5 separate regions of the Mus musculus genome follow, and all the other regions are linked to region 1. The links are chromatin loops, found by intact Hi-C in ENCODE. Cell type or tissue: left cerebral cortex. All regions are shown on one strand. Each heading gives the region's core, and the rest is flanking DNA. Links, peaks and the distances in the headings are about the cores only.

The links. Hi-C counts contacts between places; a loop is a spot of excess contacts. Peaks named below come from ENCODE experiments on the same cell type or tissue, not always from the same donor. Only the 100,000 strongest peaks of a DNase experiment are listed, where the experiment ranks them.
Region 2: a loop joins it to region 1, with 3 times the contacts of the local background. A loop is called at or near these places in 29 of 42 quality-filtered maps.
Region 3: a loop joins it to region 1, with 4 times the contacts of the local background. A loop is called at or near these places in 19 of 42 quality-filtered maps.
Region 4: it touches region 1 in a loop (3-fold over the local background); 16 of 42 quality-filtered maps call a loop at or near these places.
Region 5: it touches region 1 in a loop (2.9-fold over the local background); 5 of 42 quality-filtered maps call a loop at or near these places.

What each region holds. Positions count from the first base shown.
Region 1 is chr1:72,303,063-72,309,187 of GRCm38, reverse strand. Xrcc5 (X-ray repair complementing defective repair in Chinese hamster cells 5) reads right to left here and starts at 1,767. Exons shown (of 21, transcript NM_009533.2): 1 at 1,621-1,767. The coding sequence starts at 1,641. It also overlaps a transcript of Tmem169 not described here. In left cerebral cortex, for the core only: a CTCF peak has its summit at 2,148 (motif pointing left); DNase peaks (open chromatin) are centred at 1,742, 2,082 and 2,461; H3K4me3 peaks cover 1,465 bases; H3K27ac peaks cover 1,159 bases.
Region 2 is chr1:72,580,377-72,586,501 of GRCm38, reverse strand. Smarcal1 (SWI/SNF related matrix associated, actin dependent regulator of chromatin, subfamily a-like 1) reads right to left here and starts at 3,251. Exons shown (of 17, transcript NM_018817.2): 1 at 3,064-3,251; 2 at 98-864. The coding sequence starts at 806. In left cerebral cortex, for the core only: no CTCF peak of the experiment used is centred there; DNase peaks (open chromatin) are centred at 3,016 and 3,317; H3K4me3 peaks cover 1,588 bases; H3K27ac peaks cover 1,510 bases.
Region 3 is chr1:72,708,361-72,714,485 of GRCm38, reverse strand. It overlaps Rpl37a (ribosomal protein L37a), which reads right to left and starts at 3,226. Exons shown (of 4, transcript NM_009084.4): 1 at 3,163-3,226; 2 at 2,686-2,814; 3 at 2,262-2,344; 4 at 673-984. The coding sequence starts at 3,165. The coding sequence ends at 921. In left cerebral cortex, for the core only: a CTCF peak has its summit at 3,590; DNase peaks (open chromatin) are centred at 2,340, 2,946 and 3,244; H3K4me3 peaks cover 2,026 bases; H3K27ac peaks cover 1,142 bases.
Region 4 is chr1:72,595,880-72,602,004 of GRCm38, reverse strand. It overlaps Smarcal1 (SWI/SNF related matrix associated, actin dependent regulator of chromatin, subfamily a-like 1), which reads right to left. Exons shown (of 17, transcript NM_018817.2): 6 at 6,031-6,125; 7 at 4,476-4,626; 8 at 3,076-3,234; 9 at 571-636. Among named protein-coding and RNA genes, the nearest start is that of Smarcal1, 16 kb to the right of the region's middle. In left cerebral cortex, for the core only: no CTCF peak of the experiment used is centred there; a DNase peak (open chromatin) is centred at 2,600.
Region 5 is chr1:72,531,825-72,537,949 of GRCm38, reverse strand. Marchf4 (membrane associated ring-CH-type finger 4) reads left to right here and starts at 791. Exons shown (of 4, transcript NM_001045533.2): 1 at 791-3,325. The coding sequence starts at 2,813. It also overlaps a transcript of Smarcal1 not described here. In left cerebral cortex, for the core only: a CTCF peak has its summit at 4,278; DNase peaks (open chromatin) are centred at 3,266, 3,595, 4,367, 4,741 and 2 more places; H3K4me3 peaks cover 4,178 bases; H3K27ac peaks cover 1,608 bases.

The DNA.
Region 1 (6,125 bases), core at 1-5,000:
CTGATCCTACCAGTCTCATCCGTGCTTTTGTGCTGACCAGACAGAATGTGAGCTGTTCTGGGCATCATCTTAGGCGACAAAGACTGAAAAGTGACCAGTTAAGACGGTCATCATCTGACTCTAGAGGTGTTTGGAAAACTTGGACCAGCTCCTATAGTGGGGGATGAGCCCCCAATTTTGACGTTTTTGCAACACTCAAAGGAAATACTAGTTTCCCTTAGTTCATAAAGAATGGAATCACATGACACTCTGAAATTTAACAGGTTTCAGAAACAACAACAACCTATCTTGGGATGAACATTAATAAACTACAGAATACCTTTGAGAGGAATTCAAATTACATCCCACAGTGATTCCTTCAGCATAAAAATCTTTTTTTTTTTTAAATGTAGGCATCACAAAATATGCTGGCTGTGTTCCTTTAATAGGCGGCCACAAATCTACTTTTAAAGTAGCAAACACTAAAAGACTGGGAGTCTTTTGTCAAGAATTAGAGATTCAGAGTAAGGCATCAAAGAGTTTGACAGTGTAAATTCTGGTCTGGAAGAATGGTTTATGATAATTTAAAGTCTTTGGAAGCAGTAAGAAAACCAGGGAAGACAAACTGGGAGGGTACTGCAGCTCTTCATTACCACACTGAAGCAATACAACCTGCTAGAATTTTATCAAGTACATCTGCCACAGTAAGTCCTTCACGGGAGCTACAAAGTTCTCAGCAACTGAAGGCAGAGGAACAAAGGAAGCGAGCAACATCATTATGGGTTCATAATTTCATCAAATTCCCAAATGGGGGTGGAGGAAAACAGAGCTCCGTTATTGAACCCCTATCTTGTTTGTATTAAACGAATGAATGGATCCTTGCCATTGCATCTCTCTCTAGTGATCAAAAACAACCTCTCTAAAGTTTACAGTAATTTCCATTATTAATCTAGGATTCTAAGATCATAGATTCTTAGAAATTGAGCATTCTGTTTTGCTTTTCTTTCAGAGCTCCGAATGAATTCCCATTCACATGTTACCACTCATGGAAAGGGTGACCACGTTCTAATCACTTCAGTTCTTCATGTCTTGCTTGGTTCTCCTACTGACAAGCTAAGGGTAATAATGGTCGTCTCACGGTTTGGTGTGAAGATTTAATTAAATAGGAATAAAGGGCTTAGTTGTGCCTCACACAGTAAGCTTTCAATAAATTCGAGATTTTTAAATTATTATGAAGGTCATAATATTACGTAATATTACACCTTGAGTTATTTCATTCACAGAATCACAAAACCCCTCTGAAGTTTTACGAGCCTGGCATGTAGGGGATCTATCCTCGATAACTTACAAAGATTTTTAGAACCCAGGTTCGGAAGCAATAAAGGACGTCTGTGTTAGCAGGTGGCGTGGATAGAAAGTAAACTGAAGCAACGAGGGAGGAGGGAAGGGTGAGAGGCTGGAGAAGCAGGAGGGAGGATTTCGGAAGCGTGAAGGTGCACAAGACTCAAATGCAGAACTCCGAACCCCAAGTCTTTCGTTTTGAGCATCCATCCTTCAGTGCTGACTCAGCTGCGATTCCCACAGCTTCCACCCTCTAGAGATCCCCGGCTTAGGAAAGGCAAAAGGCCCTGCTCTCGGTACCTTATTACCGGACCACGCCATGCTGGTCCTCAGGTGATTTGATTACTTTTTCCGGGCGGAAACCTAGAGTGTCGCAACTCAGTTCCGGGCAACCCACAGATCCAGACGTCCCGCGTGCAAGGCGGGGAAGCCATGGGCTCTGAGCATGCGCAGAATTCTCTCCCTGCCTCCTTAGGCAAGGCTTTGTTCTCTGAGCCGCTAAAAGCCAGTCAGTACTGGGCTGGAGAAATGGCTCTGCCGTCTAAGACATTTGTCATCAAGCCTGACGAGCCCATTCAAGCTCCAGGCACCCATATTGTGGAGAAAAAGAACCAATTCCACAAGTTGCCCTCTGATCTCCACGTGTCCCACACATCACAATAAGTAAATAAATAAATTTAAAATAACAAGTTTAATAGTAAAAAAGTAAATAGGGGGTTAAAGGGAAAGGGTCCCAGGTTAGGAATGTGTACTGTTTTCGCAAGGGTATTTCAAAGCCCAGCACCTACATCAGCCTTCCGCGGATCTGACGCCCTCTTCTGGCCTCCACTCAATGCACATACCCACATGCAGCCGCGTGCATACATGATTTTTAAAACTAAAAAAAAAATAATAATTGCTATTACTCAATTGATAATAATCCCTTTCGCTAGCAATTTGTATTGGCACTCTGGAGTTAAAAGTCCCCTGTGTAAGATGAATCCACGAAGTCACTTAACTCCTCTAAAGGCCTTCTAAATATGATACTAAAAAAAAAAAAACCATGAACACGATGACCTTAGATCAACGTCCAAAGAGAAGAGTGAGAGTTCACCGAGTTAAAAGAAAAAGATGGCTCACAACCATCTGTAATGGGATCTGATGCCCTCTTCTGGTGTGTCTGAAGACAGCTACAGTGTACTCACATATATTAAATAAATAAATAAATCTTTAAAAAGGAAGAAAAAGTAGGAAAGGCATTCAACTCTACAGACAAAGTGGTTAAAACACCTTAGCCTCTGGGAAGAATTTCCTACTACCCTGGCGTGTCTGTGGCTGGGAAAGATGCCCTTTTCTAGAGATGGAGGCTGTCAATTCCCGTGAGTGTTCACCACTCATTTGCAAGGAAATTGCCCTGCAGTTCTTCCCTTCTGATAACCCTTGCACAGAAACTGCCTGTTTTCTATACAAAAATGACTCACAAGCTGCAGGTGGTTGGACAAAAGGTCCAGAGACCTGGAAAATGTCTGCAAACCTCTGTTCAATGTGGGAAACGTTCAATCAGATTCTCTTTTGTTGAAAATGGTCCCAAGAAAACAGGCACTAAAATTGATATGATTTGGAGAATTTTTGAAGAAGCCTTCAGGGAATGAAGGTTTAAAAATCGAAGCTGATAGGGTTCGAGAGATGGCTCAACAGTTAAATACATTCGCTGCTCTTGAACAGGACTGGGGTTCAGTTCACATATTACAGCTCACGGCCATCAGTAACTCCTGTTCCAGAGGATCCCATACCCTCTTCTGGGTTCTGAGGACACCAGGCACCCATGTGATACACAAACCTACATACGGGCAAAACACTCATACACAGAAAATAAACAAATAAAAATTTTAAAATAAACACAGTGGTGTCTAGACAGACACTTCGCACCCAGAGGACTCTTCCATGCTTTTATTCAGACTAGAGAATTTTTTGAAACTGAAACGTTATTTCTAGTTATAGTTTTACTATGGTTCATCTTTAGAGTTACTAGGGCTTTACCACAGAGAATGTTTGCAAGCTGTGTCATAGTTCCATCTCGGATAGAGTCTCTCTTTTCTCTTCCTCTCTCCCTCTTCTCTTTTTCCCCCTCTCTCCCCTCCTCCTTCTCTCTCCCTCCCTCCATCCCTTCTGTTTCTTTTACTCCCTCGTTTCTACAGACACACACACACACACACACACACACACACACTTCCAATACAAGTCTGTTTCCTAGGAAAAATAAAAAGAGGTTCTAGTAGCTGTCCTTGTTTGCATCTACACAATCTTTATGGAAGTCTCAAGAACCACCCACTTCTAAGCAGTTAGAAGACCATGGTCCTGAAAATGCATGGAGTTTAAGCATTGCTTGCTCTAAAAAAAAGCTTCCTTTAATCCAGGGGGAAAGAACAAACATGATTAATGCAGCAGAGTTCCTGGCTACTATCCGAAGGAACTCTAGAGAACCAAAGTATGGCAAACACGGCTCTGGCAGGCCTTGCCCTTCTCTCTCATCTCCTCTACCTTACTAAAAGTCATTAGATTGTATTCCTAAAGCTAGCCCTCAGAGTCTAGTCCTTATTTGCCCACTTCCTCCTCCTGAGGCACACCTAGCAAAGTGTTTAAGTCCAGCAATCAAAAGCCCCCTTTGGCTCACCTAATCAACATGACCAATTAAAAATCACCTTGTTCTAAGCCAGGCATGGTGACGCACACCTTTAATCCCAGAACTTGGAGGCAGAGGCAGGCAGATCTCTGAGTTAGAGGCCAGCCTGGTCTACAGAGTGAGTTCCAGGACAGCCAGGGCTACACAGAGAAACCCTGTCTCGTAAGACCAGAAAAAAAAGAAAGAGAAAAATCACCTTGTTCTAACATGGGGTCTCCCTTTTTACCTTTATAAGCTGTCATTTTCCTATGTGCCATGGCTGTCTATCCAGAGTCAGTCCTTTATCCCCATAAATACCCCTCCTCCCTCTCCATTGTTCCCTTCCTCTTCTCCCTCTTCCTCTGCCTCCTGTCTTTGTCTCTTAGTCCCTGCCCTCTGTCCCTCTGGGGCAAATAAATCTCCTTTGTGCTGAGAACTTGGTCTTGGAGGTCCTAAGCAGATACTTTCCCTTACAATAATTTTGTGGGGTTTGCCTTCATAATCCTTTGGTTAACAATAGCTGGGGCCTTACCTAGAGAACTCTCTCTGGGCTGGTCCTGACCAGGCTCTTTTTAGTAAAAAGCCTCTAATTTACTAAAACCAAACCTTGATTCATACTGATGAATCTCTGAAAGAGCCCAAACCTGCAACAAAGTTAAGAGTTCTTTTAAAAAGTAAGACCTATCATTCTGAATTTTGTGAACCATGTGTTTCCCTCAGGATGATGAATAAAGTAGAAAAAAGTTACTTCAAAATGTAAATTAAATTGCTGGAATATTTAAAGTTGGCATCAACTAAATGGGTTAAACAGCAGTTTCCTTTGAGATCCAAACATCTCATCCGGCAAAGAAGTTCCTTAAGACAGAAAGTAAACAACTCAAAATAGCTTCAGGAAGTCCCTGAAACTGACCAGATTAACTAGGCCCCTCACTCCCAAAAGTAAACAATAGAGACTACTGAGCATCATGCTCAGAGAAAACAAGCTGCCTGCAAGAAGTGCACATCAACTGAGCTGCTTGGTAAGGACACTCTCCAACCTGTGGAACTGTCTGCGGGGTGTGGCTGCCTGCAAGAAGTGCACATCAACTGAGCTGCTTGGTAAGGACACTCTCCAACCTGTGGAACTGTCTGCAGGCTGTGCAGTGTATCCAGATTTCACTGCTTTGTGAGCTGTTACCCATGCTGAGGTGGGGCTTTGGTGACACAGCTCCATTTCTGCTCCTGTAAGTAGTCTCTTACCCATATCCCTGTAAGTAGCCCCAATAAAACTAGTTGGTTTGCCAAGTTGGACTTTGGTGGTACCCATACTTGAATCTGTCGTGGGTTCTGTTGGACTTTGGTAGTCAGTTTCAGAAGGAGGAAGTAGTCAAGTAAGAAAATGGATGTTGGTGGCAAGCTTTAGGGATGTAATCTAGGGGTTTTTTGCAAGGAAGAAGGAATGGGGAAAGGGCAAGGCCTACCAGAGCCCTGTTTGTCACACTCAGGCCAGCTAGGGCCCCTTCACTACCTAAGAGATAACTCGATGAGCATTAGAACAAAGATATGCAACCTTCTGCTCCAAGCAGACAGTTGTAGCATTGTATGGACAATTTGGTAACATCATTAAAATCCTAACCATAACCGTATTGCTATGATGCCACGTTCAGCTCTTTTTATCAAGTATTATCTTTTAAAGTCCATGTTTTATAAAGCCTCAAGTAAGTAAGTAAGTAAGTAAATTGAGGTGAGGCAAAGAATCCTTATGTTGCCCATTAATCTTTTCAATACTATAAACTAAAACCCTATGTGGGCATCCCAGGGTGGCGAAATAAAGCTCTCAAAGAAGGATGTGAAAGAATGGTTCAGCAATGAAGGGCATTTCCAGGAGAGCCTGGGTTTGGTTCCCAGCACCTGCACAGTAGCACATAACCACCCGCAACTACAGTTCCAGGAGCCCTAATCCCTCCTCAGAATCAGCCATGCATGTGATACATTTACATACATGTAGCAATACTCATACCCTTAAAAGATTTTTAAAGATCTTACATCCACAGGACTGCCAACAGACTCACCTTTTCTGCTGAAAACCATAGCATTCAGAGCTATTTTTGAGAGCCCCCAAAATAAAAGAAGCAAATGCTAATCAGAGTTTATTATCTTTATTTTCATTTATATTATTCATATC
Region 2 (6,125 bases), core at 491-5,490, 280 kb before region 1:
AAATAGAAAAATGTAATGTGCCAATGTGCCCTCTTAATATTTATGAGGGGCTGTTAGAAGAGAGTCCAAAAATAGAAAAAAGAAAAAGCCTCATTACCATAGTGTCTGCTGGGCAGAGACTTAAACACGGCAATGAGCTCTTGGTTGTAGCCGATCTTTACCCGGAAGCGATCCCCAGTCTTTATGCACGCTCCCCGTAGAAAGCCTGTGTTTTGGGGTGTGGTTTGCAGTATGTTTGGGGGTCTCCCTTCTGTCCTAGGTGTTTTTCCCCCTAACACATAAAAGCTGTCCGAAATGCTCTGCCTAGAGGTGGAAGGCCTTGCTGCCTTGGCCTCTAACTCGGGGTCCCTGGGGAATGGTCCAGAAGAGGAAGCTCCTGTGTCCCAGGTTGCCTGGGGTTGACCCTCGCTGGATTTATAACCCAAAAGTGGTTGGTTAGAGGCTCCTGGAGGACTTGGGTTAGGCTTTGGGCAGGCTGTGGACATCTCTCCTTGGGTCTTCCATAGCCCCGTCGTTTCCTCTGCTGGGCTGGGCTGAGAACAGCGGGAGCTGTGAGGTCTCTGATCAGTAGGAAATGAATTACTGAGATTCTGTTGCTTGAAAATGGAGGCATGGCCCACTGGCTTTGAAGGCTCCGCTAGGAGATTCAGGAGAGAGCCCTGCTTGGACTGGGACGGGCCGGCAGCAGAGGAGCCTGAAGCTGCGCTCTGTGGCTGTTCTGACAACTTCTCAGCTCGACGGGCCAAAGCTTTTTGCCGATTCTCTTCAATCTTTTTCCTCTGCTCCTCTGTAAGTGGCAAGGACATTTTTAACAGGATAGGCTCATGCAGGGATGTCACCCTTTAGTTGGGAAGTTGGTAAAAGCTGGGGAAGGTAAAAAGACAAAAATAAAACGTACGTCCACCATGTTTGATTAATAAGGTTTTGTTCCAGGTAACATATTAGAAAAAGCTAAGGGATGAATTGAAATATTTTTTATAATTAAAATGAAAGCACATAGACACACATATGCACACAGACAGTAAATAGCATATTTTAAAATACTGATCCAGATGAAAAAGCAAAGCGTTATTCTAAAATGGATTGTGTTTCACTGGGGTATTTTCCCCCTTCTCATTTGCTAGCCAAAGTGAGTTAGCAGATCCCAAGAAAGTTTTACAGTGAAATCTAACTTCATTAGAATGGACAAAGACTACATTTTAAACTAGAAAGGCTAGTGGATCAGACAGAAATAGACTGGCCAATGACCAGCTTCATACCCTGCCACAATGCTTGCTCCAATAGCCTGTTTCCAACCTGGAAGAAGGAGATAGAGCCTCAGAGAGACTGCACACTAAATTTTCCCCTTGCCTTCCATCCTCACTACATTTCTGTTGAATCTGCAGGTGACCAAATGCAAGCTAGAGCAGCTGGTCCTAGAGCCTGACTTCCAACATGCAAGAGCAAAATGACTCTTGGAAAAATAAGGGGACAAAGGGGAGAACTGGGGACAAGGGTCACTGTGCCAAATTCAGACAGAAGACATAAAGGGTTAAGTTCAACTCAACCAACACACATCACCACCACTCAGAGCACAGCATAGTTCTGAACTTTTCTTGCCACATATTTGGAAAACACAGGTATTCATTACAGCGTAAGATCATACATTTATTCTGTACTGTGATTTCATTTACCCTAGACATTTTCCTATAGGCTGAACCAGTTTTACAATGCTCTAGATGCAGGGGCCTGAACACCAAATTCTCTGGCTGGGTCTGACTTAAGCCTTACCCAAATAGCACTACCTTATAATGTTACAGGATAGTTGAACTTGAGTTTCTAGTTAGGGTTTGGCCCAGCCCTTGACACATTCCCTCTGGCTGGAATACAGATATGCCTTTAGTACTCACCTTTGACTCCAAAACAATGAAGGTAAAGTTAGTTTGTAGGAGAAAGCACCCATGTTGAAAACGATGTCTAATTGAGTGGCAGACAAAGTGACGAGAATCAGAAAGATTTGACAGAATAGGATATGCCCAACTCTCATGAGGAACGGGAAGCCACTTAAGGGAGAGACAGACAGTGCAGGAGGAGAGAGTACAGCACAGGATACGGTAGAGTTGAGAGAAAGAGTAGAGCAGCAGAGAGGGAGGCGGAGGCAGTTTTACCGGGAGAGCTTTACAGAGACAGGCTGAAGAAAGAACAGGTCAGACACAGGTAAAGATAGAATGAGCAAGAGAATGAGAAGGAGCCAGAAGATTAGAACCAGATTCCTAGAGTTTGAGACCAAACAGAGCAATTCAGAGGCGGAGAGAAAAGCCAGACTGAATCAGTCAGCTGGGGAAAGAAGTCTGAGCCAGAACAGCTGAGTTGAACCAGCCAGCTAGAGTTCAGAAAAAACACGAAAGGGTGAGTTTATTCAGCAGCAAGTCTCAAGGGGCTGAAAACATTCAAGGCCCAGATCAGAATATAAGGAGGCTAGAAGCTTCCAGGACTAGGCCTAGGTTAGCAGATGGAGGCAGTGAGCCTCCCAGACAACTACAACAGGATAAAAGTTACTTTTATATTATAATGATTGTAACATAGGAAATACTCCAGTAGCACCGCCAGCCGTCAAAGAAAGCTCTAGACTCTTGACTTCAGAGGGTTTACATTTTAATCCTTGCTAAGACTCCCTTTAGACAAAGCACCCCAAAACATCTCCTCTCACAGATGTTACACTCAAGCCTGCCAGCCAGCAGCAATGAAAACTCTCAGCCTTGTATTCAACTAGGGTTATACCTACCAAGGCCTAGTATGCTGACTGACCCAGTTGGGGAGATGAGACCACGGAATGAGAGGTCCAACTAATAAACCATAAACCACAAATGCACACCACCACATAGACATTCCTCTTTGCTGAGACCTGGGCTTCCCTTCCCTTCCTGTGCACATCCTGGGTGCCTGAGAAAAGGGGACGCCCCGCCCCACTTTGCCTCTAGCATTTCCACTTGGATCTTCCCGTCCCCACTGCTCCCTCCTCTTGCCGTATTTGGTCTCGTCCGTCTCCAATGCTGCTACCTCCTTCGCAGCCCACTTTCTTACCTAGCGAGGCCAGTAAGGTGAGGCACCTTAGCAGAACAGCCCTAGACCAGGAGCGTCTTTCAGAGCCTTGCCTAGGCAGTTTTCGCTTCTGGTTGGACTGTTAGAGGAACTAGAATTCAAGCGCTACAATTTCACCCATCTTGGAGCGGGCCATTGGCATTTGAATGGCTCGGCCACCGTCGAACTACATTTCCCAACAGCCAGTACGGCCGCAGATCCCGGTCATAAATTGTGGGTGATAGTACACTTGGTGTAGGGCCTTCTGGGGTTTGTAGTTTGAATCGGAAAGCCTGCCCATTGGAGGTTGGTGAATTTGAGAGGCGTAACGTTGTGGGCGGGTCAAGGTGTGGTGCACCCTGGGAGTTGTAGCTCTCAGTTTCTCCAAACATTTAATCAGGCGTAAGGAAGGCTGAGCGTTCAGTGTCAGGGGTGTCTCCAGACATGTCAGACAGCCAGATTGATTTGATACTTAATAAAGATTTTCCTGGCACACCCGTTTCTAATAGTGCCGTCCTTATAAGCCCCAGCCGCTGCTGAGTATCTGCTTTCCTAGACCAAAGAGGAATTGAAATTTTTAGAGCCTCCATCAGTCAGCGTGCTGATCATTAATAGGAACTTAAGTTAATCCGAACTACAACCTATGAAACATAGACAGTAACTCATGTAACCCAGACTTGTCTAAGAACTCACCCTGTACCAGAGGATGTCTTTCCTGCCTCCACCTCCTACAGACTTGCACCATCATAAGATTATTATTATATCTTTTTTTTTTTTTCCTCAAAAGGCAGGATCTTAACATGTATCATTGGCCTAAAACTGACAGAGATCCTTCTCTGGAGTGCGATTAAAGTTGTGCACCACACACCCAGCTCCATTATCCTCATTTTATAAATGAGAAAACGGAACTAGGACTGGTCCACAATTTTCTCCAGGCTGTATTTAGCTACTTTGTTATTCTGATTCCAAAGCCCTCCCATCTATCAGATACTATCAAGGTTACTTGACTCCATTTCTGAGCACAGCATTCTTTCTGTCCTCCAATGGTTGAATATAATATTCTTCTATCATCAGCGTACACGGAAAGGTTGAAACGATTCTGTTTTCAAACAGAGCTCATTGCAAAGAGATAGATCTCTGAATACAGAGTTAATTGGGGAAATGACCAGACATTTAGGGAAATGTGATGTGTTTTTTAATAAGAAGAGACGATGAGGTGGACTGCAGTAAGATATCATGAACACAGGAGCTATCAAAATAGCAGCCCACAACAGGAGGAAGAGGAATGTTGCTAGTGTTGGCTATTCATGCCAACTCAAGGGGCAGGGGAAGGCTTTCAGTGCCTGAACTCTTGTAAAAGTATACTTTGTAAAGGTTATAAACCCTCAAGGCACACAAGTGGCCAGGCTCTGCCCTGCAGATGTCACTAGTGGTTGTACCAGTGTAGCTGGAGAGGGTTCAAGCCCCACCCTACAAGGAAAAAAAAATCCCACCAATCCTTGAGTCCCAGGCCACTCTGGAAATCCCACCCACCCTCTAGAAATCCTATATAAACCCTGCATTCTGCCCAGTCCTTTGCTGCTTCTCACTGGAGCAGAGGCAGCTGCCCTCCTGAGTTCCCACCTTCCAAGAAGTCTATTGTGGCAAGTTTGTTGTGTGGTGTGACTCTGTGGTATTCCCAACTGCCAGGATTCCTTTCCCTTCAGAGCTGTAACATTTTGGACAGAGCAGAGCTTTGGCAAAACACTTTGCCTGGAGAACTATCCCCTTCTGGAGCAGAGCTATAACACTTGCATTGGGGAATCTTTCCAGGCAGCTATAAGAACTTGTGTAGCAGAGCCTTTTTCCTTAGAGCTGCAACACTTACAGCTAGTATTTGAGGTAAATCTTATATCTTTGGTTTTCCCTACTACTCAGCATCCATTTCCTGCTTCACAGTGTGAACAGCTACTAATTAGCCAGCACCTGTCTTGCTCTTCCTATCCCCTGCAGAGACAGTTAATTTCTTAAGACCAAGTGCTGTGCCCTTCATCTTGCCTGTCACCAATTCACATGACAGTCACTTCACTCTCCAGGCCCAGCTGATTTACCCATAGAGCAATATGGTGTCCTTTGATGTGAATCAGAGGACATCTGGGCCCATGCATCCTAACCTCAGAATGCTGGATTCCTATCTATCCATGTATCTTGCTCCTAGGAATCCCAACTTAGAAAGTCTGGAATTGAACTAAACGATATGGTCTCCTTTCTAGCTCTAGCGTCCTAAACGTGAAGTCACTGTTTAGTCTAAAACTCATCTTCAAAAAGCAAACCAATCAGATTTCAATCAAAATTCCTAGTGTTGGCTCTGTCAACAACATAATCCACTGGGATCTTGCTGTAGCCAAGCTTTTTTTAGGAGAGAGAGGAAGTGTTGTTGAAATACTTGGGAAGTCTGTCTTGCCAGGCTGGTCTCAAACTCCACAACTTCTTACCTCAGCCGCCAAAGAGCTGGGATTACAGGCATTTGCCGACACACCCACTTTTTAAACAGTTTATCTACTTTAAGAAGTTCTTAAGACAACAGTGAAAACCCATTCATTAAAATGATTAAAAGGGCTGGGCAGTGGTGGGCACACCTTTAATCCTAGTACTGCTGAGGCAGAGGCAGGTGGCTCTCTGTGAGTTTGAAGGCAGCCTGGTCTACACAGAGAAGCCCTGTCTTAATTACAACACACACACACACACACACACACAAAATTCAAAGTTAGCTCCATGTCATGCATTTCAGTGAAAATAGCTCATTTCCCCTGTTAACATTATTTCAGGACTGAGCTATGTACCAAATAAAAGGCCATTGGTAAATAGATGACTCATAAATGTATACTTTGAATTTTAGAGCTAGGAGGTACTAGGGCTAATATATAACTCTCTCTCTTTCTCCCTCCTCCCCCCTCTCCCTTCCCCTCCCCTATTTATTTATTTTAAGAGTGTGTGTGTGTGTGTGTGTGTGTGTGTGTGTGTGTCTGCCTGCCTATCTGTCTGTCTTGGGGTTTCTATTGCTGTGAAGAGACACCATGGCCAAG
Region 3 (6,125 bases), core at 601-5,600, 400 kb before region 1:
TAAGAGCACTGGCAATTCTTCCATCACATAGTAACAACTGTCATTCCAGTTCCAGGGGATCTGGTGTCATCTTCAGACACCATGCATACAGGGATGCAGACACACGCATACAGTAACCCCCCGCCCCCAAAAAAAAACCCCTGCACTTCTCACACACAAGTTTAACTGCTTACTTGAAATTTCAAGCGGTTACTGCTATAGGTCTAGTAAGTACTGCTTAGGATGTGTCTAGGCAGAACTGGAGCACAGGTAACAGGAACCGAGTAAACCTCAGAATAAGAAAGTCAGAAGTGACTGCTGTGTAAGATGGGGATGGGCCCACAAAAGGTCAAGCTTTTACTCTAAGGAAAATGACTGTTCTGGACTTGGAATGCATAGGACTTGTCTGGTGGCTCCCAAGGAGTCCAGTAGCTTTGGCATGGCTGGTCAAAGCATAACTGACAAACCTGGCAGTTAACTGTAAAGTTTCAGAAAAGGCTAGCCATAAAACTATTCCTAAATATATTAAACCCTAAATTTGTCAGGAGACCCTCATTTTTGTTATTTACCTATGTATTATCATTTATTTCCTACCAAGTACTCACACTACATTTAATTCAATCTTATTAACATTTCTATAAATATTCTAGTTTCAGTTTGCTGACAATATAGCAAACCAAGCTATGTACATAATTGTCTTAGCAACATTTTTATTTCTGAAAGACTAAAATCTTAAGCCAGATGTATCTACACTTGTAAGGAGAACCAGGCACTCAAGGCCAGCCAGGGTCACACAGTATGTCTCAAAACAAGCATCTTTCGAAAATAAAAAATAGAACACACACCAAATGTTTTAATTAACCACAAACAAGGCAAAAAAAAAAAAGTTACGTAAATAACCCGTTTATTGCAGGCTAGGCAAGTCTCAGACAGCAGGGCTTCTACTGGTCTTTCAGTTCCTTCAGTCTTCTGATGGCAGACTTCACTGTGACTGCAGAGGTGGTGCTGTGAAGAAAAACCATTTCCAACATAACTGTGAATGTTAACATAGAACACCTGAGTGTATCTGTCCCATTGTTCCCCTATAGTCCTGAAATTTCTTAATTTTCTCATGGAAAGAATGATAGCATCCTTCGCCAACACCAACCATGCTGCAGTGAACCTTACCTAACAAGACCAGTGCTGATGTCACACTGGCATGGTGGCACCCTTCAAAAGCCAAGACTTGGGGCACTCTCACTATTCTAAGGTGCTTGAGCATCTGATTTCTTCAATATTGAAAAAGAGACAGACCCAGACTCCACGAGATCTTAAGGTGCTCTCCTCTGTAGACAGGATAGAGGAGGCCTATGATAAGTTTTAAGCCTACACCCCCAAACCAAACAGCCAGACCACACACTGTGTATGAATAGTCAGTCACCTATCAGGACAGAGCACTTGCTACCACTACTCCTTGTGCACTCAAGCTGCTCTTAAACACACTCAGACTGTTTTTTCAATACCAAGGCGTCAAGAAAAACTGCAACCCACATGTTCACCTCCTCAGCAACTAGCCACACTCAGAGGGCCATGCTGGAAGTATAAAAACACCACACCACTTGGATACCAGACTTCTGGCCAGCAAACTCAGGGGTGGAGGGGCAGCTGTTGGTTTGAGATGCTAAAGCTCTTAAGAACAAAGCAAACAATGACAGGAGGCTTCATTTCAACAACATCTGGCTCTGTCAAGGTCATAGCACTAAATATGCCCAAACAGCCTCCAATGTTCTATACAATCCCGAGTCAATTAACCTCAAACCATTTTATAGAAATAACTTGTAGTGTTAAGTCAAGTCCAGCACAAACACCAATGGACTTAGATCAACTGTAATTTTCCAAAGAGCATGGTGACTGTACAATTCAAAAGGAATATGAGAATCAAAGTCTGAACTTCTTCTTTTTTTTTTTTTCCCCCGAGACAGGGTTTCTCTGTGTAGCCCTGGCTGTCCTGGAACTCACTTTGTAGACCAGGCTGGGCTCGAACTCAGAAATCCGCCTACCTCTACCTCCCGAGTGCTGGGATTAAAGGCGTGCGCCACCACGCCCGGCTCTGAGCTTTTATCTATAACCATAACTTTGTTTTTGAGACAGGGTTTCACTGTATAGCCCTGACCAAAAACTATTAACTTTTAAACCCAAACTCATGATTTGCTTTAAACTAAAACAAATCCGATATGCACCAGACCTGGAACACGGGCTGTGCAGTCCATAGCCTTTCCTATACCACAGGAGAAAACACTCACTTGTAGGTCCAGGCCCCACCGGCCACTGTTTTCATGCAGGAACCACAGTGCCAGATGCCGACGGCTCGTCTCTTCATCTTGGTCTGTAAGTAGTTAAGATCTTGTTATGAAATATATATAAAAAAAAAATCCCTGAGACTTCCAGAGAGTAAACTATGGAAAAGCCAGCTTATCCATTAGCAGTTAAATTCTAGTAACCCAAGCAGAGTATTATTTACAGGCTAAACAGACCTCTTTGGGGTTGGTACAGATGCGCTGACATCGCTATCAATTTCCCAAGATCGGACTTTTTCCTCTCCAAACCATTCACCCTTAAGTTCCTCACTAGTTGCAAGTAAACAACGAATGCTCCGCAAAAAGCGAGCCCAAACCGCCTTAGCTCGGGAGCAATGGCACCCTCCTCCCTAACCCGAGGCCGACTTGCCTTGCCACAGAAGGAGCAAGTGTACTTGGCGTGCTGGCTGATTTCAATTTTCTTCACCATTTTCCGGAGGGAGGCACCATAGCGGGTCCCGTACTTGCCGACGATGCCGACCTTCTTGGTGCGTTTAGCCTGTTGACAGAGGAAAGGAACGGAGCAGAGACATTGAGCCAGTCGGTGCACGCCAACGCGCCGCTGAGCACAAACTCGGCTGAATCCTGTTTTCCCTCAAGCTCAACCATCAAGGAAGGCGCCCACAGAGCGCCAAAAGGCTCCAGATTGTGCATTAACTACCGCGCTGGGCCAAGCCCCGCCGAGCCGCCTCCGGCCGCGTACGGGGCTCCAGACGCCGGGAGAAGCCCGACAGCAGACAGGACAGGGACAGCACAGACTACCCGAGGTGGGCTGAGAGCGGGACGCCGGAGACTAAGGCAGATGACGATGGATAGCGACTTCCAAAGCGGTTACGAAGACACTCACCATGTCGCCGGAACCCAAGCCCAAGTCCGAAGAGGAAGGGACGCAATGCGCATGCGCGGTTTTAGACCGGCGAGCGGAAGTGACGCGACCTCCTCTCTCGGAAGTGAACTCGGTGTTCTGGCGGTTTATTCGCTGTCTCCACTGAGAAATGCATAGATGCGCAGAAGTGGTTCACGAGCTGGAAGCACATCCTTCTTAGCTTACACATAACCAAAGTTCTGCAGAGCAGATGCGATTTCTTGCGTTCTGCTCGCGAAGAGACGGGTTTTAGGTGGCTTGCCTTTAAGTGTTTAAAGCGCGACGTTTGTGACTGAGGCGCATTGCCTTCCCACTATATTATACTTCGGAAAATCGCCAGGCCGGGTGCTAGATGCTGGCCATAGTAAACGCCTAGGATCCGCTCCCAGGCCGAGTTACAGTTCGGCTGGGAGACAGTCATATTCGTCACGATTAAGAGTTACGAAATGGGCTGGAGAGATGGCTCAGCGATTAAGAGCGCAGACTGCTCTTCTGAAGGTCCTGAGTTCAAATCCCAGCAACCACATGGTGGCTCACAACCATCCATAATGAGATCTGATGCCCTCTTCTGGAGTGTCTGAAGACAGCTGCAGTGTACTTACATATAATAAATAAATAAATCTAAAAAAAAAAAAAAAAAGAGTTACGAAATGTTGCTGATCAGAGTTCTGGGGATAATGTAAGGAATAGAGGCTACTTGAACCCAAGACCCTAAAGTGGTGGTTCTCTTTCTTTCTTTTTTTGGGGGGGAGGGGAGGGAGGTTTGGAGACAGGGTTTCTCTGTGTAGCCCTGGCTGTCCTGGAACTCACTCTGTAGACCAGGCTGGCCTCGAACTCAGAAATCCGCCTGCCTCTGCCTCCCAAGTGCTGGGATTAAAGGCGTGTGCCACCACGCCTGGCTCTGAAATTTTTAAACACTTCTCTCTCCTAAGATTTTCTTAAACTTTAAGATTTCCAGTGGGAAATGATGTTAGTGTTTGATTTTAAAGAAGTCTGTCTTGGGGCTAGAAAGAGGGCTCATTGACTCTGCTTTCCACCCACATGGTGGCTCAAAAGTGCGTGTAACTCTACTTTTAGGAGACTCCTTGTGACCTCACGTGGTCCACAGATATGTGTACAAGAAAAATATCTATACATAGAAAATAAATAAATATTCGGAAAGATTTGTCTTTTTTTTTTTTTTAAAAAAAGAACTGATTCTCTTTGTAATGTGAAAGTTTGTGAAACTCTTAATTCTTAAGTATTTTTGTACATTATTTATTTAATTTTTCCTCTATTTGTTTTGTTTTCCTCTTGGAACATGTAATTTGGGGCTAGCATTTATGAGTCTACCATAATTTGAGATTGTGTTTATTTATTTATGTGTTTATTTGTATTGGGATTGAACCTAGGGCTTCATACATACTACCCAAGTTACTATAATTGAACTGTATACCCAGCCTTTTCTTATTTTTTATTCTGATACAAGGTCTCATTAAGTTGTCCAACTTTGAACTCCCTTTACAATTCAGGTAGTCCTTTATCTTGCCATGCCAGCTTTTTGAGTAGCTAAATACAGGCCCAGGATGGTTACATTGCTCTTTTTAGTGACTTTTAGTCTTTTTGACTCTAATTCATTGTAAGAAAGACATCTTACACAGCGACCCACTTCATACAAATCTAGTAAAATCAAGAATCCCATAAAACAGTATATGCCATTATGTGTGTTATACTCCAGTTTCTAGCATATTGTAGCATATTCTCTCTTTGCTAGCTTATTAAAAACATGCCAGTTGCTATATACTTCATAAATGGTTCTCAGCCATGGAGATCTTGTTTACCCTCTCCTTCCCAGGACACAGCAATATCTGCAGACATTTGATAAGGGTGGCGTTATCCTCTAGTGAGGAAGAGGACAATGATTTATGCATAGACAACTACACACACACATACATACACACATGTACTCAGACATCACACCTGGTCTGTGCCAAGACTGAAAAACCCTACACTGTATTATTTTTGTTTTTTAACTTGTAAAAACAAACAAACAAAAAAAGGTTTCTACAGAGTATAGTTAAGGGGTTCAAGACAGCCTAAGGGAGTTACTGGATTTAACTTGCTTTTTTATTTTTTTTTAAAAACTTCTTGGATATTTTCAAGATTATAATATAATTAAATCATTTTCCCTTTCCTTTCTTCCCTCCATACCCTTCCCTATACTCCAATTTACTCTTGTTCAAACTAATAGCATTATAACAATTTATTGCTTATTGTATTCATTTATCTCTCTCTATATATATATTCCTAAGTGTAACCTACTGATCATATATTATCTTATTTGTATGCATGTCTTTAGAGCTAACCATTTGTGGTGTGCTCTTCTCTGGGGAAGACTATCTGTCTGTTTATTCAGATATCTTGGTTGCCTTCAGTTTTGTGTGTGTGTGTGTGGGGGGGTGTTGGGTGTTGTATCTATTGGTGTTGTATTTGTTTATTTTGGTAGTCCTGTTTGTGAGAGTTTATGGGTGAATCTTGTGGCATTGCTAGGAGAAAAAGTCTCATAGCATACTTCGTGACCCTCCTCCATAATGTCCCCTGAACCTTCCCTGAGTATGGAAGTGCTTTGTAGATGAATTCATTGGGACTGGACTCCACAACTCTTTATTTTGATTGGTGGTTATATTTTTCTATAATGGTCTTTTTCTCATGAAAAGTGAAGTTTCCTTGATGAGGGGTGAGTTCTACATTTATCTCTGGGTATACGGACAAATATTTAGTATATAATAAGAGATTATACTGGTTTAGTTAAATGGCAGTTGTCCATGACTTCATTAGTCCTGGATAGTTGCTTTGGTCTCTAGTACCAGGCATGGTCTCTGTCATTTTGAGAATATCTTAAGTTCAACTAGAGAGCCAAGGTACTGTACCCTTAGGGTTATTGTGCTGTGTTAGTTGTTGTGGTT
Region 4 (6,125 bases), core at 404-5,403, 290 kb before region 1:
TGTGTGTGTGTGTGTGTGTGTGTGTTCAGGGGCAGGTGCAGACCTGAGTGTGTGTGTGTGTGTGTGTGTGTGTGTGTTCAGGGGCAGGTGCAGACCCGAAAACACGAAGGAAACAAGTAACCTGCTGGCCTTCAGTTAACCGCAGTCCCTGGCCAGCGTAAAGGATCAATCAGCTCAGCGGGCAAGCCTCAGCTTTGCCTGAGGTTATTCTCTGACACCCACAGCCCTGGCTGCTCTTAGATAACGCCTCCCACCGCGACAGCTTTGCTACTACAAGAGATGCAGTTTCTCCTGAGCTGTTTAGTGACACACTGTCACAGGCTTCTTGTGCTGGCAGAAAGCCAAGGAGAAGACTCAGGGTCCCTTCCCATCTGAGTCTGGACTCTCAATAGGACTTCACGTGGACTGGATTCGTGGCAGAATACAACAAGCACATAGCCCAAGGAGAGATGCCCAGTGTCAACACTGCACATAGCTCATCAGCGTGGCGGCATCTGTTTGGCCTGCATACCCCTCCTGTCTGAGCAAGTGTCGTGTTAGGGCCCTAAGTCTCCTCTGGGCCACACTCACCTTTAGGATAGGCACAGCTGCTCGGCAGCGGGCAGTCTTTATGTTCTTGAGGAAGTGTGATTCATCCTGCAACAGACAACCACATGGGTGAATGGGCAGTCCTTGATCCACAGCAGCCCACCTGACTTGAGCCTGGCTTGGTATCTGCCAGGAGGTTGCCTCCCTTGACCTATAGCTGTTCAAGGTGATGGACCAGTACACTCGGGAAGGGCCCAGACTTGGGGCAGGTTCTTTATTATACACTGGATAAGATATTGTCTCTTTCTCTAGGGCAGTCTTCCACCTGGAAAGGGGGTTAGTGAATATGTGCCCCGATCTGCCCACTGGGTACATAGGTGGACAAACCCCTGACAGGTGCCTTGCCACCCTGTGGGAGACGCCTCACAACTGCATGGCGTTAGTCAGGCGTGCTGGAGACCTCCTACATGCTCTCAACTGGTGTCAAGTTCTGAGGTCTGGCACTGCCCTCAGCCTTTGCAGACACACTGGCAGCAGACACACTGGCATTAGACCAGACAATCATGCCACCATAGTCGTGCACACAAAGCACTGTGGGAACTGAAGAAGGAGAAACAGACTGATCCCTGTCCTCTGGGGGGACACTGTGCTAGAAATATAGCATTTGATGGACTTATAGTTGTACATTCTGTAAATAAACAAACATAAAATGTGCCTTATTTTCTAAAGACAAAGGAATGACGAACATATTCCTTCCCAGAAGGGAAAATCTTAGGTTGGCACATTGCTAATTGACTCTGAGCCACTAAATGACCTGTCTATGGTACCAGCTTCTCTACCTATAAAATACATATCATGCTATCAGATAAAATGGATATAAGCATATCAGCTTGCCATGTCTGAAATAAGCGAACACAGGGGCAGCCCTCAAAGCCATCCTGCCACCTAAGGAGGACTGCCTGGACCAGGGGCCACTAGTGGTGGTACCTCTGTCCCGGCGAGAATCTATAAGCTCCCAACCTGCTCCATTTTTTATGATTAAAAGGGGGTGGGTGTGGGGCTTCAAAGACACAATAGACAGAGTGAGAGGTGACCTGTCCCTAGTTGTCAAGATAGCACCCCCCAGACGCCGGGGCTACTACATTCATGATCCTGATTCATGGTAAACCCTCATGAAAGTCATGAGAACACCATTTATAGAGAGAAGTTGCAGAAAATGTGTCAGGCATGAAAGGGAATTGGCCCTTTTAAGCCCAGATAAAAAGGTTCTCCTGCCAGCATCAACCATGAGCAGAAGCCTCGTCGGTGACAAGTGCTTCTCAGAGCTGCCACTTCGTCCCTTGCTACAGAGAAGCCAGAAGATGGCAAGCTGTTTGCTTCATCTGAGGACAAGGTAACACTAGCGGCAAGCAGCTTGCCCTCCACCTCAAGGCTGACTGAGCGATGAGCCAGGAACAGAAACACATCAATTTCGAGGCCACAAAGTTTCAGCCGACATGACTGTGGGGCAAGGCCGGATGTGCCCACGCTGCCAGCTCGAGTGAATTAGAGGTGGCACTGCCTGGGACCACAGGGGAGAGCAGTGGCTGCAGGTGGGACACCTGAGACAGGGGCATAGTCAGGAAAGGCAGCCACCACCGTCCCCACATCCCGGAGCCATTGTGACCATCCTGGGATGTTTCGTTTAATATTTCACCTCACTGGAATGCTGGCGTCCTTTCAAAACCACACTTGAATCCATGCCAAGCCCAACACGGCTCCCCCACAGACTCAGATTCCCAAAATAGCGTTGATAAAGTATGTGTTCTCGTTTGCACACACTAAGGAACACAGGGTGGTTCTCATGTCCAGAACACACTACACATCTCCTGGGGTCTGCAATCACGTCTCCTTCTCTGCTCTGAGCTCCTGTGGTGTTTGTATTCAGAACCATGTTTACATACTCTACACTGACAGCTGGCTGGCCACCAAGTCTCCCCAGATGTTCATCAAGTGTGCAAAGATGAAAAAGAAAGCCAGTGGCTGAAAGCAGCACCTTCGGCTCTGGAGGCAGGTGATGATATCTCTAAGAACAACTCAAGTAAAAACTGATTTCCTTTTAGCAGGGATGGGGGCGTGTCTTCACACCAGCTGGAAGAGAATCATTGACTGCTGAACTGTATGGCTCCGCAGTGCTGACAAGTCGGTACCAATGCAGGCACACACTGTTCCTGACACAGCTGTAGTCTGGGACCTAGAATGGTCTGCTGTGCAACATGCTGGTCTCCATCCCTAGCCTGCCAATACAGGAGGGGCGGACTAGAAACCTTTGAACAGACTCGTCCCACCTGTTTAAAACGCTCCTCAGGAAAGTCTGGCACATAGGCTTAAGGGCTGCTTCAGGAAGGGAATAAAAAAATCATTCTCTATAAAAGAAAGGCAGCGATTTCTATTGCCCTCTCTCCGCAAAGCCCAAAGAGGACCAAGGAGGACACAAATTCCCAAATCTGTGGAGCCCTTCCGAGTGTCTAGACAAACAAAGTACTTCAGGGCTATGCCATTACTCACAATAATGACGACTTTGAAAGGGGTTTTTAGCTGCCTCTCCAACTTGCAAAGGAGGTCAAAGCTGACAATATTGACCAAGCCAGCTGTTAGGCGGCCCTTCCCGGTCACCACCACGTTGATGTTCTCTGGGCTAAGAGATGGAAGCCACCGAAGAAAGGCCTGCAGGGGAAAGGACAGTAGAAAGCAGTGATTCCAGCCAAGGCATCAACACTGGGGGGTGGGATTTGGGGCAAGTTTAACCTTCCCTGAAGACACAGTTCCTCTTCACAGCCTCCTGCATCTAACACACTCTGGTCACCTCTGTCTGCCTTTAGCCCACCCTTTAATTTCCCGACAGGACTCTCCCATGAGCAGGCCTTCCCATGCCTGTGCCTTCCCCTCTGTGATCTCTAGATGGTCCTGTTGGAGAAGAATGTAGCTCTTCCAAGAAAACTGTGCTTCCTGGGCACAATGAAAACATTTATGTCACTGTTTTCTTCAACCCCCCCCCCCCCCCCGCTGTCCCCCACAATGGATCACTCAATAAACCAGGTATCTAGGAGCCTTAGGAAGGCCACTGGGTGTCTCCACACGGAAGCCCCAGCACTTAGGTGTCCCCTTCCCTTTGCTTGCATGTGCCATGTCCTGACATCACTTCTCTGGTTATGAGCAGTGGCCTGACTCTTTTGGACTTTCCGAGGGAAATCTAGCCCCTACAGATGCATGATGACACTTTCCACAGGTAGTGGCAGGATCCAGACCTTACCAGCAGCAGGCTGTGGTGCATCCTCTGTACCATGACTCTGGGACCTTAGGAAGAGCTTAATTAACCTGTAAGGAGACTGGCACCACACCAGCAGCACAAAGCCACAAGCTCTGGGAATGAGCTGGGCCTTCCTTCACTGGGTTTGCTTAGAGGGATTTAATTATTCAAGGTTCACATCGGGCCTCCATCTATTAGGTGGTCTAAACACACTATGCACACCACCCTAGGGCAGACGAAGCACTGATCTAAAGTCAGGCAGCTGCCTCCTTAGGAGGCAAAGCTCTTGACCCTGAGATTTTGTTTGTTTATCTGAAAAGTGGGTCATTGGGTATCATGTCACAGGATTTGGAGAGACAAAAGGAAATAAAGGCATTGCAGAAATCGGGTGCAGGGTGAATAGAAGGTCTTATTTACAAGAGCACAGAGGTACAGTATCTGCTGAGGGACTGGCAAGAAATCCCTAAGCTAGCAACTGCTTGGCTTTCCTCCCTGTGGAGATAACATGATTCCCTGTCCTCAGGACCAGCTTAGTTTTCTGCTGGTCTTTGACCCACATCTAAACCTTAAAAGACCCCAGGGCTTGCCCCGGCACTGTTATTTTGATGCTCTAACCCTAAGGAGGCCTTTCCCAATGATTCCGGTACAGAGAACTAACCTGCTCCCAGGTGAAGCGCACAGAGGAAGGCACGACCACCAGCAGTGGCCATTCCTTTCGGTAAAAAGCTGCTATGCAGATGGCTTGGACGGTCTTCCCTAGGCCCATGTCATCGGCAAGTAGCAGGCGGCCTCTTTTTGATATGGCAAAGCTGCACACAGACAGACAGGATAAGGTGGGTATCACTGCATGGGGCGTCCTGTCCGTCTTAATTTACCTGCCACCCCATAGAGCTGAGGGGCCCCTCTATGCTGGGTATAACACTGACCAGAATGGGTTCTGCTCACAGCAAGACGTTTCCTAGCAAGGATAGGGCAGGAGCCATTTAGGGAACAGAGTACGAGGAGGAGGGATGAGGATAGGTAGGGATGCTGCAGACGTAAGGGTTTGATCTCCACTGAGAAATGTGCCCGAGTTAGAAACAGCATCTGAAGACCACGATACAGGCTAAGGGGCAGGTGGAGCCAGCAGTGACTGGATGTACTGGCAAAAAGGACAGGTGGGGAGAGGATGCGAACCTGGCTTTGTTTCAGCCAAGGCTGGCGGCCTCCGAGCACCTGAAGCACTTAAGTGCACTGGGCCTTGCTAACAGTCTGTAGATAAAGGTGGAGCCTACCGCTGCGGAGCCTGCCAGGCCTGGGTTGGAGCTGTGCCTCCTGATGCACCCCCAAGCGAGACTGAGGCTGGAGTAAATGTTACCTGCCCCAGAGAATGGGAGAAGCAGGAGGCAAAGCACTTACATCTTCCTAAACATTATGACCATCATCTCAGCAGAGAGAGGGGAGTAATGTGAGCAGAAGCAGTGGTGAATCACTGAGAGACTACAAAGACTCTGAGCACCAGACATCTGGTCCCCTGCTCCAAACTCCAATCCTCTTTATCTAATTTGTGAAAAGCTGTTGCTGGCTCAGAAACCTAGTAATGAGCTGGTGAATGGTTCTTTCTCTTTCCTTCTTAGACAGCAAAAAACGAAGAGAGCAGTCTTTTCTAATCAGCTTGTGGGTCCTAGAAGGACTTCAGCTGCCCTTGGCCTTTCTGTAATTGTTTCCCAAGATGCACCAACTGAGCAGCCCTCTGGGGACCAGAGGCCAGTACACCAAGGCCAGCAGCACGTGGGCCAACGGGTATCCTCGTCCTCTCAGCAGCCACAAGCAGCAGCTCCCCTTCCTGCAGCACAGAAGCAGCCCTTAGTCTGTGCTGGGAACTATGGGACACCAGCCACAAGCCCCCGAACAGAGGCCCTGATGAGACAGGCTGAGGTGCAAGCTAAGAAAGCAGAGAGTTTATTGGGAAGCCCTGGGTCTCCTGTTCCTGCACTGAGAAAGCTCTTTCCTTCAGCTGATGAGAACTGGGTTTCTGCACCAGTGCAATCTGAAGTCCTGGCTAACTCACAGACTAGGACACCAATGGTAACAATGGGCTTTGGTGACAGCAACCTAGCTCTAATGCCTAGATGCTTCGGACACACATGCAAGGTATTCAGAGACGCGTTCGAACTCCACCTGTGCTGAGGGAGGTCAAGTGAGAGAGAGCAAGCAGAGGACCGGGGATCTACCTAACTCCCTCCCTCTGAAAGGGCATGAGGCTAGACACAAGCTTGGCATCCACTCCGGAAAGGTCCGCTTCTGGCACGTCTGCTTTCAGTTTGGG
Region 5 (6,125 bases), core at 1,126-6,125, 230 kb before region 1:
TCAAGCCTAGGAATATTAGGTTGACTTAGGCATATGAGAATAAAAATGAATCCAACACATAATGCAGGGTCAGGGAGAGAAGGGAGAGAGGAGAAGGAAGAGGAAGAGAAGGAAGAGGAGGAGGGGGAGGTCGAGGGGGAGGGGAGGGGGAGGGGGAGGAGAGAGGAGAGAAGATGAAAGAGGACATTTCCTTTCTTGTTGCAGTTTAAATTCTAGAAGGCAAAAATGCTTCAAGGTTTAAGAAGCACTTTTCTCGTGAGTTCTAAAGTCATGAGAGATTTAATCTCCACCAGGGGCCAGCTTCAATATGGAAGTCACAAAACTTTATCCTTTCTAAAGCTACCAAGTGACATCTACTTTAAGTGCGTGTAAAGAAGAGCATCATAGATTTTGGTTAAAAGGAAACTGTATTGGGTGTATACGTGCTGAGGGAAGCGGTGAGAGGGACGAACGGTGGACAGGGAGCTTACGAATGGTGCTGTCCACCCGAATTCTTTCTATCTGGGAAAAGACATTGGAGTGAATACACGCATCACTCCACCACCCAAGTTCCCATTCTGCCTCCTTTACTCTTCACTGCCTCCTCCCTCCTCTCCTAAATCCCTCCTTCTCTTCGTACCTCCCTTTCCCCTGGTTCCTCCCTATCTTCTTCCTCTTCCTTCAAACAGTTCTCTCTCCTCCTGTGGCTCCCTCTCTCCTAGTCTCTCGCTCTTTCCCTCCTCCATCCCTCAGCGGCGTCTGCGTCAGGCCCCCACTGGCATGACGCGCGGGGTCTGGGTGGGAGCTGTCCACTCACCCAGGTGCTGAACGCAGCAGCGGCTTCACGGCCGCTCGGGTGGGAGTAGCTGGGTGCCTTCTCCGCTCTAAGAAGGTTGTTTCCAGTCCTCGGACCGCCAGCCTACCGCCCGGCACCTCCCTTCCAGCACCACCCCTTTGGGAACTGAGCCAGGGGGGCAGCAGTCGCGGCGGCGGGTGCTGAGCAACCGCGGAAGACAACACCTGGCAGCAGGCTAGAATCTGATTTGTTTCCTTTTCGGCTTTTCTAAGAGATATATTTATATACGGTTCTGGGGAGTCTCCAGGACCAAGCTGGAGCCAAGTGCCGTCTGTCTGACCATCTCGACCACACCGTCTCTATTCCTCCTCCCCACCTTCAGCTTACACCGCAAACAAGCCTTACCTCGGTGCATCTGGGAGAGGTAGCAACAGCAAGCGAGCCTAGCCAGCCAGAGGCAGCCGGAGGAAGGAGGGGCGGCGTGGGGGTGGGAGCAAAGAGCGGGCCGAGGCCGCCCAAGGTGGGGGGAGCGGGGGCAGAGCTGTCGACAGGACCTGACAGCCGCCCTCCTCCACCCCCACCCACCAGAAGCACTCTTTCCTGATTATCCGAGAACTGAATTGTTCCATTAGTATTATTTTATTTTTTATTCTCCCCATCACTTCCCCACCGCCCCTACCCCCACGCCTGCCTCGTCTGTGGTTGCATGGCAGCACTGCCCGGGTGCGGGGGCTCAGGGCCAGCCCCTCGGGAAGGAAGAGGAGGAGGATCATGAAGCCTGGAGTCGCGACCGCGCTGGACCGCGGGCAGCAGCCAGAGGACCAGCTGGAGCAGCCCCCGCCTGGGAGACACCAGGACGCAGACCAGCAGTCGCTTCTGCCGCCACAGCAGCAGCGCCGGGCGCGTGCAGACCCAGAGCAGGAGGAGGAGGGCGACAGCGACCCAGAAGAGGACGAGGAGGAGAAAGCGAAGCCACTCTCCAGCCCGGACCTGCCCATTTTCCAGCTCTCGAACCTCGCCCGAAGGGACCTTTGATGGAACCAAGGGGAGGGGCCTCCGACTTACAGACTGCAGCTGGAGTGGGCTGGGGGCTGAGATCATGTAACTATTCCCCTTTACTCTCCCCTCCCACAAGCCCCTCTTCGCTACCTCCTTTCTCAGATCCTTCTGTCACCTTCTCAACCCCAAACACACACCCTTCCTCTATTCAGGACCTTAAGCTCTGGAAGGCAGCAGCCCTCCGAGGGTTAAGGATCTCTTTTTCCTCCATCCTTTCCCGGTCCACCGCCCTATATCCCACCTCTTCTGTGTAGCCTTTTGGCTGCATAGGCGAAGCACAAGGCGAAGCTCTTTGCCCAATTTCACCCACAACCAGCCCCCCTAATTCCTCTCTTAAAAGCAACTCTGGTGCTGCTGGAGGTCAATTGTCCTGGTTTTCTGCCCAAGAGAATTAGGACGTCTTCTACCCCCACCCAATCTTGCCTTTCCCCAACCACTTCATACTACCTGAGACAGTCTGTCTTTCTCTCTCTCTCATGTGCAATTCTCAATTCTTTACTGAGCTGAGTTCCCTAAGCTGCTCCAAATTTGATTTATATCCACCGTTTTTATATAAAAGAGATTTACCACAGCCTAGAGAATTGAGAAGAACCTAGCAACCCTTTCTTTGGGAACTTTTAACTATTAGACATTGGTCATGCATCCCAGCCCCGATGCTTCTGTTGCCCTACTCCCAGCAGTGTTCAGGGGTCAAAGACAGAAAGGAGACAGCAGCCAGAACTAAGTCTGAGGTTGGGGCGGGGCTGCTAGAGCAAGAAAAACTTTTTTTACTTTGCATTTCCTTAGTAGCGTTCAGAATCATTGACTCACAGTTGTCAGTCCAAGAGGGTAATTTATTTGCTGCTTGGAGGGGTTATAAGAAGAGCCAATAAGAAAGGTTCCTCCATAACACAGGAACACTGTGGACCCCAAGCCCCACCCTACCCACCTCTTCAAAGACTCCAGCTGCCCCTCTCCAGTCCTCTGCTTCCCTATCACATGCTCATGCCCCTGGGTGGGCTGCTGTGGTGGTGGTGCTGCTGCTGCGGCTGGTACAGCTGTGGACTGTGCACCCCAGCTCCCCAGATGTTGCGCCACCAGGGTCTCCTCAAGTGCCGCTGTCGAATGCTCTTCAATGACCTGAAGGTTTTCCTACTGAGGCGCCCCCCTCCAGCGCCCCTGCCCATGCACGGCGACCCTCAGCTCCCTGGTGTGGCGGCCAACAACAACACCCTTCCGGCTCTGGGTGCCGGGGGGTGGGCAGGCTGGAGGGGCCCCCGAGAAGCGGTGGGCAGGGAGACCCCTCCTCTGCCACCTCCACCACCTTTGCCTCCTTCTGGGGATGATGACTGGGATGGCCCAGCCACAGGGCCACCTGCCTCCCTGCTCAGCAGTGCTTCCTCTGATGAATTCTGTAAGGAGAAAACTGAGGACTGCTACTCTCTGGGAAGTAGCTTGGACAGTGGTATGAGAACTCCCCTCTGCCGCATCTGTTTCCAGGGACCAGAACAGGTGAGTCCTCCCCCTGCTTCCCCTGCTTTGGTGTGTGGTATCTCCGGGCTGGGCAGATTGCCATTTAATTATTTGCCCCAGGGATCTATTGTGCGATGTCTAGTGTCAAGGGCTGTAGTGTTTCAAGTTTCTCAATGTTTCTTGTAGAGAAGCTGACCAATAGGTGCAGGGAGTCTGTTTGGTAACAAACTCAGTTGTACATTGGTTTTGTACCCTCTCCCAAAGTAAGTCTTTTCAATTTCACCCTCAAACTTCTACCAGCATCTCAGAACAGAAGCCCCAGAAGCTATGAAATAGGAGCCTCAGAGGGCCCTTCCAGCTTGTTGCTAAGAACCACTTTTAGCTGGTTTCTTGCTAGTGGAATCACACACCCCATCCCAAGCCCATATCCAGCTCTACATTCAGATTTCTTCCTTTCTTGAAGCTGTGACAAGATGATGGTCTTGCCTCCTATTCTCACAGATTGAAGTGCAAAAATCCTGTTTGGGTTTTGTTTGCTTTGTTTCTTTGAGGCTACTTCAATTTTCCAAGACACTTCTTGGTGATCTTGATTTTTTCCTTATTGGAAGCAAATACTCTAAGTCAGAGTGAGTTTAAGTGAAAGAATCTTGATCTTTTCCCCTTCCCTTGCCTCCCCTTAAACTTTCAACATCCATGGCATGGAACAGAGTTTTTTTTTTCTTTTCTTTTCTTTTTTTTTTTTAGAGTCAGGCAAATTCTCCCTTCCTTGTCTATTCAGATCTCTGCAGACAGCACTCCTGTCAGTCCACTGACTGCCTGGTGTCCACCAGACAGATATGCTAATTGACATCAGTTCTGACTTGTGAGAACACATAACAAAGAGTCCCAGGTAGAAAAGGCTCACCTGTGAATCAGGTCTGGCTGGTGATGCAGCAGAGGGAACATCTGACTGGGATGTGGGCAGGGCTCTGTGTTCACCTCAGAGACCTCTTCAGCAGTTTGGGTCTTCACAGATAGGTGTCAGTGCAGCAGGATGCTACACTGGTGTTCCTGATAAACCCTGCTCTTGCTTACAATGTGAGCTGCAGTCTTAGCTGACAATTTCATTCATTTTTCTTCCCATGTTTCTGAATGGGCAGAGCACTTAGAGACTGGTGATGCCTTGGGACAGCAGCCTGGGCATTATGAGAGGAAGTAGGGAATAAGTATCTCAGAGATTGGGCTCCTCCTCCTTATGACTATGATAACCTGAAGCAGCAAAGGCAATGCTGGTGGACGAGGAGGTCCACACTGCTTGTTCAGTGCCTTTCTTCCAGCACAGCGCTCCATTGCTAATACCAAGCTTCTGTAGGTGTGTGGGTCTGTGGCTGATGGCAAAGATGAGCCTCACTTTGCATCAGAATTTGTCTCATTCAGGGGGCCTCAGCTTTTCCATAACATAGAGTGATTTTGCTTATTAACTTCCTGAACTATTTCTTCCCTCTCCCATATGGGCTGGCGCATGTGTGCGTATCATGGGGGGCTGTTGGAAACGCGCCTTCTGGCAAGAGCTCTCTTGTCTCTAGAAAACAGCAAGTCTTGGAACGTGTGCTGAGATAATATTTCACCTGCTGTGAAGTATTCTTCAAATAACTCTATGCCTTTAGGCCTCTTTTCCAACTTCCATGAGTTACCACTTGCTTCCCATATCTTTCCTTGGTAGGAGAGCCCAGAAGTGTGAAAATACCTTGTAAGAGATTAACATATGATTAACATTTTTTTTGATCATGGAAAAGCTGTATTTTATTGGAAAAAAAAAACCATTAGCAATAACTCTGAAATGCCCGCTTGTGGTACAAGTTCTGATTAATGGTTGGGGACTTTTGTCATTGTTTATCATCTTTACTATGTGTCATAAATGGAACTTGGAATAAAAAAAAGCTAACATCACTAGAGGAATGGGTTCTCTTATTATGCGGGAGGATGGGAGGGGCTGTGTCTGCATTGAGACCAGACAAAATCAAGCCACTTCTTAAAGATTATCTTGTTTGGGAGGCTTTATTCCTTGTCAGAGCCAAGTTGTTTTAATGGGACTGCGTTACACTGGTAACTAGAGAAATGTGTCATGTTAGATTGGAGAATATGGTTTCCCACCGTCTTCTCACTTTTCTTCACAGAATTTCAATGAGGAAGGAAGACAAAAGAGAGAGAGAGGCTGGGGTCCTCTAGAGAAAGATGCAAAATGAGAGGTGGGCGTAGAGAAGGAAAGAGAGGGAGATGGAGAAGTAAGTGAGAGAGAGAGAGAGAGAGAGAGAGAGAGAGAGAGAGAGAGAGAGAGCACTGTGAAGCAGTTGTCTACCTGGTCTAAGAGAGGAGTGATTTGCCACCCAAACAGCTGAATGTCTTGGCCTTTTCCATGTTCAAACAAAGGAACTAAAAACTTCCCCTCCCACACACCACGCTCTCGTTTGCCACTACTCTAGGATCCAAAAGATTGACAAAAATAAAGATTTGGCCTCTTCTCGCAATGCTTACAGGATTGTGGTGAGGGGTTAGCGGAGGGTTGCTAAATTCACACCTGCAGGTTTCCACGGAGGACTTTGCATCCATTCGCTTGTGTTGTGCACAAGGCATCCGTGAGGGAACAAAGCAAAGGAGAGTTCTGCTGTGTTGAAGCTGGCCTTCCAGTGGGGACACAGCAATGGGCAGATGACCTAGCAGACAAACAAGGTGATTTCAGATGGTGATGCACAGTGAAAACAAGGAAGTCAGGAACAAACAGGAAGATGAGTTCAGAATGAAGGAAGAGGAAGGGATGAGACACGTGTGTCTATACTCCATGGGACCAACTGGACGAGCC